2 separate regions of the Homo sapiens genome follow, and region 1 is linked to region 2. Evidence: read pairs that join two places in POLR2A ChIA-PET (ENCODE). Cell type or tissue: B cell. All regions are shown on one strand. Region 1 overlaps STK10 (serine/threonine kinase 10). Region 2 overlaps FBXW11 (F-box and WD repeat domain containing 11).

What was found. Peaks named below come from ENCODE experiments on the same cell type or tissue, not always from the same donor. Only the 100,000 strongest peaks of a DNase experiment are listed, where the experiment ranks them.
Region 1: POLR2A ChIA-PET joins it to region 2 with 5 read pairs; 3 of 35 experiments call an interaction of 5 or more read pairs at or near these places.

What each region holds. Positions count from the first base shown.
Region 1 is chr5:172,168,569-172,172,568 of GRCh38, forward strand. The region is part of intron 1 of STK10 (serine/threonine kinase 10); the gene reads right to left. Among named protein-coding and RNA genes, the nearest start is that of STK10, 18 kb to the right of the region's middle. In B cell, no CTCF peak of the experiment used is centred here; no DNase peak of the experiment used is centred here; H3K27ac peaks cover 3,527 bases.
Region 2 is chr5:171,947,252-171,951,251 of GRCh38, forward strand. All of the region lies in intron 2 of FBXW11 (F-box and WD repeat domain containing 11), which reads right to left. Among named protein-coding and RNA genes, the nearest start is that of FBXW11, 57 kb to the right of the region's middle. In B cell, no CTCF peak of the experiment used is centred here; no DNase peak of the experiment used is centred here; H3K27ac peaks cover 321 bases.

The DNA.
Region 1 (4,000 bases), 220 kb after region 2:
GCCTGTCAAACCCTCTTATGGTCTCTTGCTGCAGGGCAACGAGCAGCCCGCCTTTCTCCAGCACAGGCCCATGAAGTACACAGAGGTACCACCATCGCCTTTTATGGAAGAGAAAAGGGAGGCCCAGGCAGAGAAACTGACTTGTCCCAGGTCACATAGCTAGGAGGCACTGGCAGGCCTGGAGCTCAGCTCTGGCTCTCCGCCCAGTGCTCTGTGCCCTCAGCAGCCCACCAAAGTTGTCATGCCAGGGGTCTCCCGCCCAGCTGCTCAGTGTGCCAGCCCTCCTTCCCCTCTTTCCCTCCGTGGCCTTCAACCAGAAACACTCAGGGTGAACCCTCAAGGGCTCCTAGCTGCTGACAAGCTAACGCAGGAGCTCCCTGGCCCAGCACTCACACCCTCATGACCTGCCCCTGCCCACTTCCCCAGGGTCCCGCCATTCCCTCTCACTCAGCCCCGTGCCTGCTGCCTACTTCCCAGCCCTCTTCATGCTCCCTCCTCCACAGAGAACACCTCCTCCCTACCTGCGTTTAATCAGCCAGCAAAATCGAACTCAACCCCAGCCTAGCTCATGACATCTTCCCCAGAACCCCAGCCCACCTCCCCGACTAGAATCTCTTTGCACCTTGTTAAGGTTTTCATCGCAGACTGCCCTGTCCCCTGGGCATCTGCATCACAGATTCTCTGACCTGGCTGTGATCTCTGAAAGGCTCAGCCCACCTGACTCCTCTCAGTCTACCCTACAGAGCCTGGCACAGAAGAGCCAGTGGGTAGATGGGACAGTGGGAGTGGGAGTGAACGGGAAGATAGGTGGGCAGACAAGCACATGGAGGAGTGAACGGATGGGAGGTAGGGGCTGGAGGAATGGATGGGAAAATGAGTTAAGTGGGATGGTGAATGGATGAGAGGTTGGGTGAATGGATGGGTGGGCAGAAGAATGGGAGGGTGGGTGGATGGGCAGATGAATGGAAGGATGGACAGATGCATGGGAGAGTGAGTTGGCAGGGGCATGAATGGGTGTGCATGAGACTAGGTGGGTATGAGAGGGATAAAGGAATGACATGTATGTCCAGGGAGTAGACAATTATCATCTTCCCTTCTTTCCAAAAGGCACTTGAGCCCACCCTTGCTGGGTTCTATGAACATCAGCCTCTCTCCTTCCTTCAATCCTGTAGCCAATAAAGTTATTGTTACAGGAATCGACCCCGCTCCCTCCGATGTCCCCATCTTGGCAAACTTAGAAATGAGCAAATTTCTATCGAGCAATTTGTGGAAACAGCGCAGGACCTAAGCTCAAGTCCCAACTCTACTACTTACTAGCTAAGTGTGCTTGCGGAAGCCAGGACACCAGGCCTTCGTTTCCTGATGAAGACATAAACAATTTCAGTGACGCACGGGAAAATCAATAAACCACTATGGGTTAGCCAGTTGACTATTGGTTGTTACTGTTCTCTCTTGGAACTGTGTATTTTTTGTTTTTGAAAGCCTAAAAACATGTTTATTTTGTTCACCAATGTATCTATTACTCTGGTCATGGCAGACACTCAGTATGTATCCTTTTTTTTTTTTTTTTCAGTATGTATTCTTAAATGACTAAGGAATGAATGAATAAAACTGGTGTTTGTGCCTCCCTGCAAACAGAGAGAAATGAGGTCCTCCACATAAGAGAGGAAAGGAAAGTGATAAGAAGTCGACTTTCTCCATAACATATTTCTATTTCTGAATCTCTGGCTGTTCTCCAGTTTTGAAAGATGGCACCTCTTTACCTTGCAGGAGCCAAAGCCTTCGACTGGGCCAGGATGTACACAGCTGAGTCCTGCCAAGCAGAGAGAAACCACTTCCCAATCAATCATCACCATGCCAAGTTTCAGCTCAACGACAAGTGAGATGGCCAAGTTTCAGAACAAGTGACATGTAAGGATGGCAAAGATCATGAAGCCCAAAAGCAGAATGACGTGGCTTTCAAAGACGTGCCTTGAACACTGTCTCCCTCAGGGAGGGGAAGCCTGGCCAGCCACCCTGGCACAGCTCAGGGAAATGTTGAGCCGCAAAAGTTCTTGTGAACCAGCAAATAAAATACGGAAACCCAAACGGGATTGGCCCAAAGATACCAAGTCTTGGCCTTGGCTGAAAACGGGAGCAACCTGTCCAACTTGGCTGGGGATGTGGGAGCCCTCAGATGTTAGCTCTCCAAAACCAATGGGGAATCCAACCCACCTATCACTGATAAAGGAGGCGTGAAAGGTGCCCATGGGCTCTGCCTCCTTGCAGGGGACCGCTCCCACCTTTCCCAGGCTCCTCGCTACCCAGAGGAGGACAGTGAGACTCAATGCGGAGTTGCAGAGGGGAGAGGACTCCGGGGTCCACAGAGGAGGAGGAAGTGAGGAAGGAAGCACTTTATGGAGGGCCACCTATGCCCCCTGCCTGCATGTGTTTAAGACACTCATTTAATCTTCACCACAACCTTGGGGGTCGTGTCCATTCATGAACTCTGTTTTAGAGACAGTATCAAACCTCAGAGAGGTTAAGTCGGCCTGTTTATTCCATCAACAGTCCTTGTGGTGCTGAAGTAACATCTGTGCGTTAAAGACAATCTTAAAAATATAATGGTACAAGGAAGAAAATCAAAGCTTTTCATAATCCAAGGGACTCGCCTTTGGTATTCTGCGGTGGGACGTTCTTGAACTGTTTCCCAATCCCAGCTCTAACACTTCCCAGCTGTGTGCCCCTGAGGGGACTTCTTTGTCCTCACTTCCCAGCCTTTTATACCTTTACATAATGAAGATGTAACCGCTCCTCCTCCAGAAGCTGTTGTGAGCATTTAATGAGTTATACGTGAAAGGCGCTTAGAAGAGGCTGGGTCCTTGGCTGCGCATGGTGGCTCAAATGTGTAATCCCAGCACTTTGGGAGGCTGAGACAGGTGGATCACCTGAGGTCAGAAATTCAAAACCAGTCTGGCCAACAGAGTGAAACTCCATCTCTACTAAAAATACAAAAATTAGCCGGGCATGGTGGCACACTCCTGTAGTCCCAGCTACTTGAGGAAGCTGAAGCAGGAGAATCACTTGGACCCGTGAGGCAGAGGTTGCAGTAAGCCAAGATCGCGTTACTGCACTCCAACCTGAGCGACAGAGTGAAACTCTTGTCTTAAAATAAAATAAAATGAATAGAATAGAATAGAATAGAATAGAATAGGCTGGGTCCAGAGTGAAAGTCTAGAAATATTCACTCATTATACTCTCTCTGGCCACAAATATATTCTTCCATACTTTACAAAATTGGGATTAAACTGTATACACTGGTCATTCTTACTTTCACTTAACAGTATAGCATGGCTGGACACAGTGGCTCACACCTGTAATCCCCCTGTAAGGCCAGCACTTTGGGAGGGGAGGTGGGTGGATCACCTGAAGTCAGGAGTTTGAGACCAGCCTGACCAACATGGTGAAACCCTGTCTCTACAAAAATACAAAATTAGCCAGGCATGGTGGCACGCACCTATAGTCCCAGCTACTCGGGAGGCTGAGGCAGGAGAATCTCTTGAACCCAGGTGGTGGAGGTTGCAGTGAGCTGAGATGGCACCACTGCACTCCAGCCTGGGTGACAAGAGTAAAACTCCATCTCAAAAAAACAAACAGTATGGCATGCACAGCCCTTCGGAGCACAAAACACTCTTCCCCAACGTCATCTCCAAGGGTGGCAGAATGTTCCACTGAGTGACGGGACCCTCCTCTATTTGAGCAGCTCCCTATCATGGGGCCATGCCACCCTGGTCGCGTGGTGCCGCATCCAAAAGCATAGGCCTTGATTTACATGTTGTCAAATGCTCTCCAAATGGCAGGACCAAGCTATACCCGTGTTCCACCAACACTAGGTATCATCCAGATGTGACGCTGGGCTTGGGTCAGTTCTGCCACATCTGGCTGTGTGTCCTTGGCACTGGCCTCATGATGGTGCAGGTGTAAAGATGCCTATGTCCCACTGTGAGAGGCACTATTGTCC
Region 2 (4,000 bases):
AAAAAACAAAAGAGTGAAGACTGATTTTTAATTTACTCTTTGTGTTTTCCTATATTTCCCAGTTTTCTACATTGGGCATTTATTTCTATTATAATCATACATTGCTGATGATATTAAAAACTAGAATAATGTTTTTGCTAGTAGATTAAAAGGCTTAAAGTCCAGGGCTGGGTGTGGTGGCCCACGCCTGTAATCTCAGGATTTTGCAAGGCCAAAGCGGGCAGACCACTTGAGCTCAGGAGTTCAAGACCCCAGTCCGGACAACATAGGGAGGCCCCATCTCAATTATTAAAAAAAAAAAAACAAGGTCCACTTCCTTTGACTCAGAATTTTTTCAGTGAATAAGATAATCTAAGGTATGAAGCATGAATGTACACTAAAGTTTAATGACCTTAATGTCCATTAATAAGAGACTGATTAAATTATTGTATACCCAGACAATGAAATTGCAGTTATTAAAAATGTACCAGCCTGGGGAACATAGGGAGACGCCATCTCTACAAAAAATTTAAAAATTAGCCAGGAGTGGCTGGTGTGTGTCTGTGGTCCCAGCTACTTGGGAGGCTGAGGTGAAAGGACTACTTGGGCCTGGGAGGTCGACGCTATAGTGAGCCATGTTCACACCACTGCACTCTAGCTTGGGCAACAGAATGAGACCCCGCCTAAAAAAATAGAAACTTTATTTTTAAAAATAAAAATGTAGGCCAGGCATGGTGGCTCACACCTATAATCCCAGCACTTTGGGAGGCCAAGGTGGGCGGATCACGGGGTCAGGAGTTCAAGACCAGCCTGGCCAACAGAGTGAAACCCCATCTCTACTAAAAATACAAAAAATTAGCTGGGCATGGTGGCACGTGCCTGTAATCCCAGCTACTAGGGAGGCTGAGGCAGGAGAATCGCTTGAATCCGGGAGGCAGAGGTTGCAGTGAGCCAAGATCATGCCACTGCACACCAGCCTGGGCGACAGAGTGAGACTCCAACTCAAAAAAAAAAAAAAAAAAAACTGGGTTATACTTCAGTGTATGGAGTATAAACCTATATAAAAACAAAAAGTATAGATAGATAAGCATATCTATATAGAAACAAAATGACAGAAAACAAAGAACAGATATTAAAGTGAAGTGAGATTATGATTGACTGGTTAATTTCTTCTTCATGCTTGTCCACTCTCTAAAATCTCTGCCATTAAAAAAAAAGTGTTACTAGCCAGGCATGGTGGCTCATGCCTATAATCTCAGCACTTTGGGAGGTAGAGGCAGGAAGATCACTTGAGCCCAGGAGTTCGAGACCAGTCTGGGCAACATAGGAAGATCCCATTTCTATTTAATTAAAAAACAACAACAACAACAAAAATCAAACAAAAAAAGTTATTTTCATAAACAGAATGAACAGTAAATATAAACCAACAGAAATAAATAAACCAAGCACTCTTACAAGCAACATAATAAATGTCTATAGTATCAGGTACATGACATTTTTGTTCAAGAATTAAAAAGACGTTTTTTAATGTGTTCTGAATTCCATTTACCCACGTCCCTATCCTCAAATTATACTGTGAAACCTTAATCTATCATACACATTGTTTTGGAAACCATAAATTACAACTGCTAGTAAGGCAAGGTATAGTTTTCATTCTCCCATAGCACAGGCTCTCTTCCAAAGGGAATGTGATTTCTTAGTGCTAGTACTATATGCAGGCATTGTGTTATCATTAAAACTTTCTCTAAAATATTAATTTATTTGCTGTTTTTCCTGCTGCTTCAAATTCTCAGATCACCAAGTCATCCTCACTGTTTTCAGAAAATATGACATGGAAATTTCAATGCATAGGAATAACGTTTGACACTAAACTTTCAAAGTCCATATCATCAGTAAGACACTTTCAAACTAGTACAACATATAAAAGACAGCATGATACAGTTGTGGATGATGAGCTTACAAAGGTTGATGGCTGATGATAATAATAGGAAGGTGAAGAAGAATAAAAGCTTGAAGAAGGCTTCGGTGACTTCACATCATTGGACACAAGGAAGTGAAACATGCGCATATGATATCAAATCAATGAAAAAACACTAGATCAGTAAATAGTATGCAGACAACTGATAGGTCATTCAGAAAGAATGTGCATCCCTAATTCACAGCATATAGGAAAATAAATTACAGAGAAAATGAAAGATTGCAAAGCACAATGCTATAAACCACTAGAAGAATATTATAAGAAAGGAACAAGTATAGCCACACAAAAAGTAAACATTTTTTCAAAACTTTCATCATGGCCAAAACCATTATTAAAAAACTGAAAGGCAAATGTCAAACTGGGAGAAGTATTTGCAATAAATAACAGTTAATATATTTAATATATAAAGAGTTCCTATAAATCAGATTTTTTAAATAAGGCCATCATTAGAAAAATGGAAAAAAGAACATGAAGAGGTAACTCATATAACAACCACAGAAATGGCCAATGAATATTTTTATGTATACATATATTCCAACCCATTAGCAATTAAATGTACATTATAACAAGATACCATTTCTGCATTTTCATCCATCAAAATCTCAACAAAGTACAAAATTAAAATATTCAATGTCATCTAGAGTATGAAAAGGGATCTCTGATGGGCTGCTTTTAAGAGTATAATTTTACCCAGCTTCTCAAAAGTACAAGTTAGCAACCTAAATGTGCACACTGTCTTACCTAAGAAAATAATCACAGAAGTATACAAAGACTTAATTACAATGATGCTTAACTCCACATGGCTTAAAATGTCTCAAAACTGGTAGCAGTCTTAATATGGAAGGGAAGTTTTCTTAAAATCATTAATATATTTATTAAATGGAATATTATACAATGATTTTAAATGATGATAGAAAATCTTAATTCATCATGTTACTATTTGCCAGTTTTTATTTATTGGTTTAACTTTGAACAAGTATGTTATTTTTAGTAATACTTTTAAAGTACACCTTAAACATTTTTAAATGATATTCAGGGGTTATGGCAATGCTTGGAATATAAATGGGTCTATCTTCCATGAAAGCAATTTAGCCATACCTATCAAAATAAAGCACTGTTCACTTTAAGATAAATCACTGAGCTGTACACACTTAAGATTTTTGAACTTTTCTATATACACTTTATACTTCAAAAATGGAAAGAAAAAAAAAAACACCTGTACTCTCGCCTCCACCCCTAAAATCTAGGGATGATAAAAGTACCATTCATGAAAGAGTTAGACTTTACTAATCTGGGGACATGTCTATAACATAATGTTAAATAAATAAAGCAAATAAGTGACCCCGTATTGTGATTTTTCTAGGGTGAGCCCATTTCCTCTATTCAAAAAAAAATGGCTGGGTGCGGTGGCTCATGCCTGTAATCCCAGCACTTTGGGAGGCTGAGGCGGGCAGACCACCTGAGGTCAGGAGTTCGAGAACAGCCTGGCCAACGTGGCAAAATCTCGTCTCCACTTAAAATACAAAAAATTAGCCAGGCGTGGTGGCGCACACCTGTCGTCCCACCTATTCAGGAGGCTGAGGCAGGAGGATCACTTGAACCTGGGAGGCAGAGGCTGCAATGAGCCCAGATCATGCCACTACACTCTAGCCTGGGTAACAGAGTTAGACTCGGTCTCAAAAAAATACATAAATAAATAATTTTTTTTTAATTTAAATGAGGGAATTCTGATAGTTGTCAGATTGCATACCCTCCTATGAACAAAGAAAACAAATATACAATGATAAAGAACAAAATGTTAACATTCGTTTCTTAGGGGGAAGGAAGGGATTAGAAGGGAGAGATTACTAAACTTTTCTGTATATAATTTAATTAAGTCATAATAAAATACTGATATTCCTTGACCAAGCAATTACACATACAAAATCGTACAAGCCTAAAGATACATATGCAATGAAATCACTGAAGTTCCTATAATACAACCCCCGCCACAAAAGACAAAAAAAAAATTGTAGTCTAAAGGCCCCTCAAAAGGAAAACTAG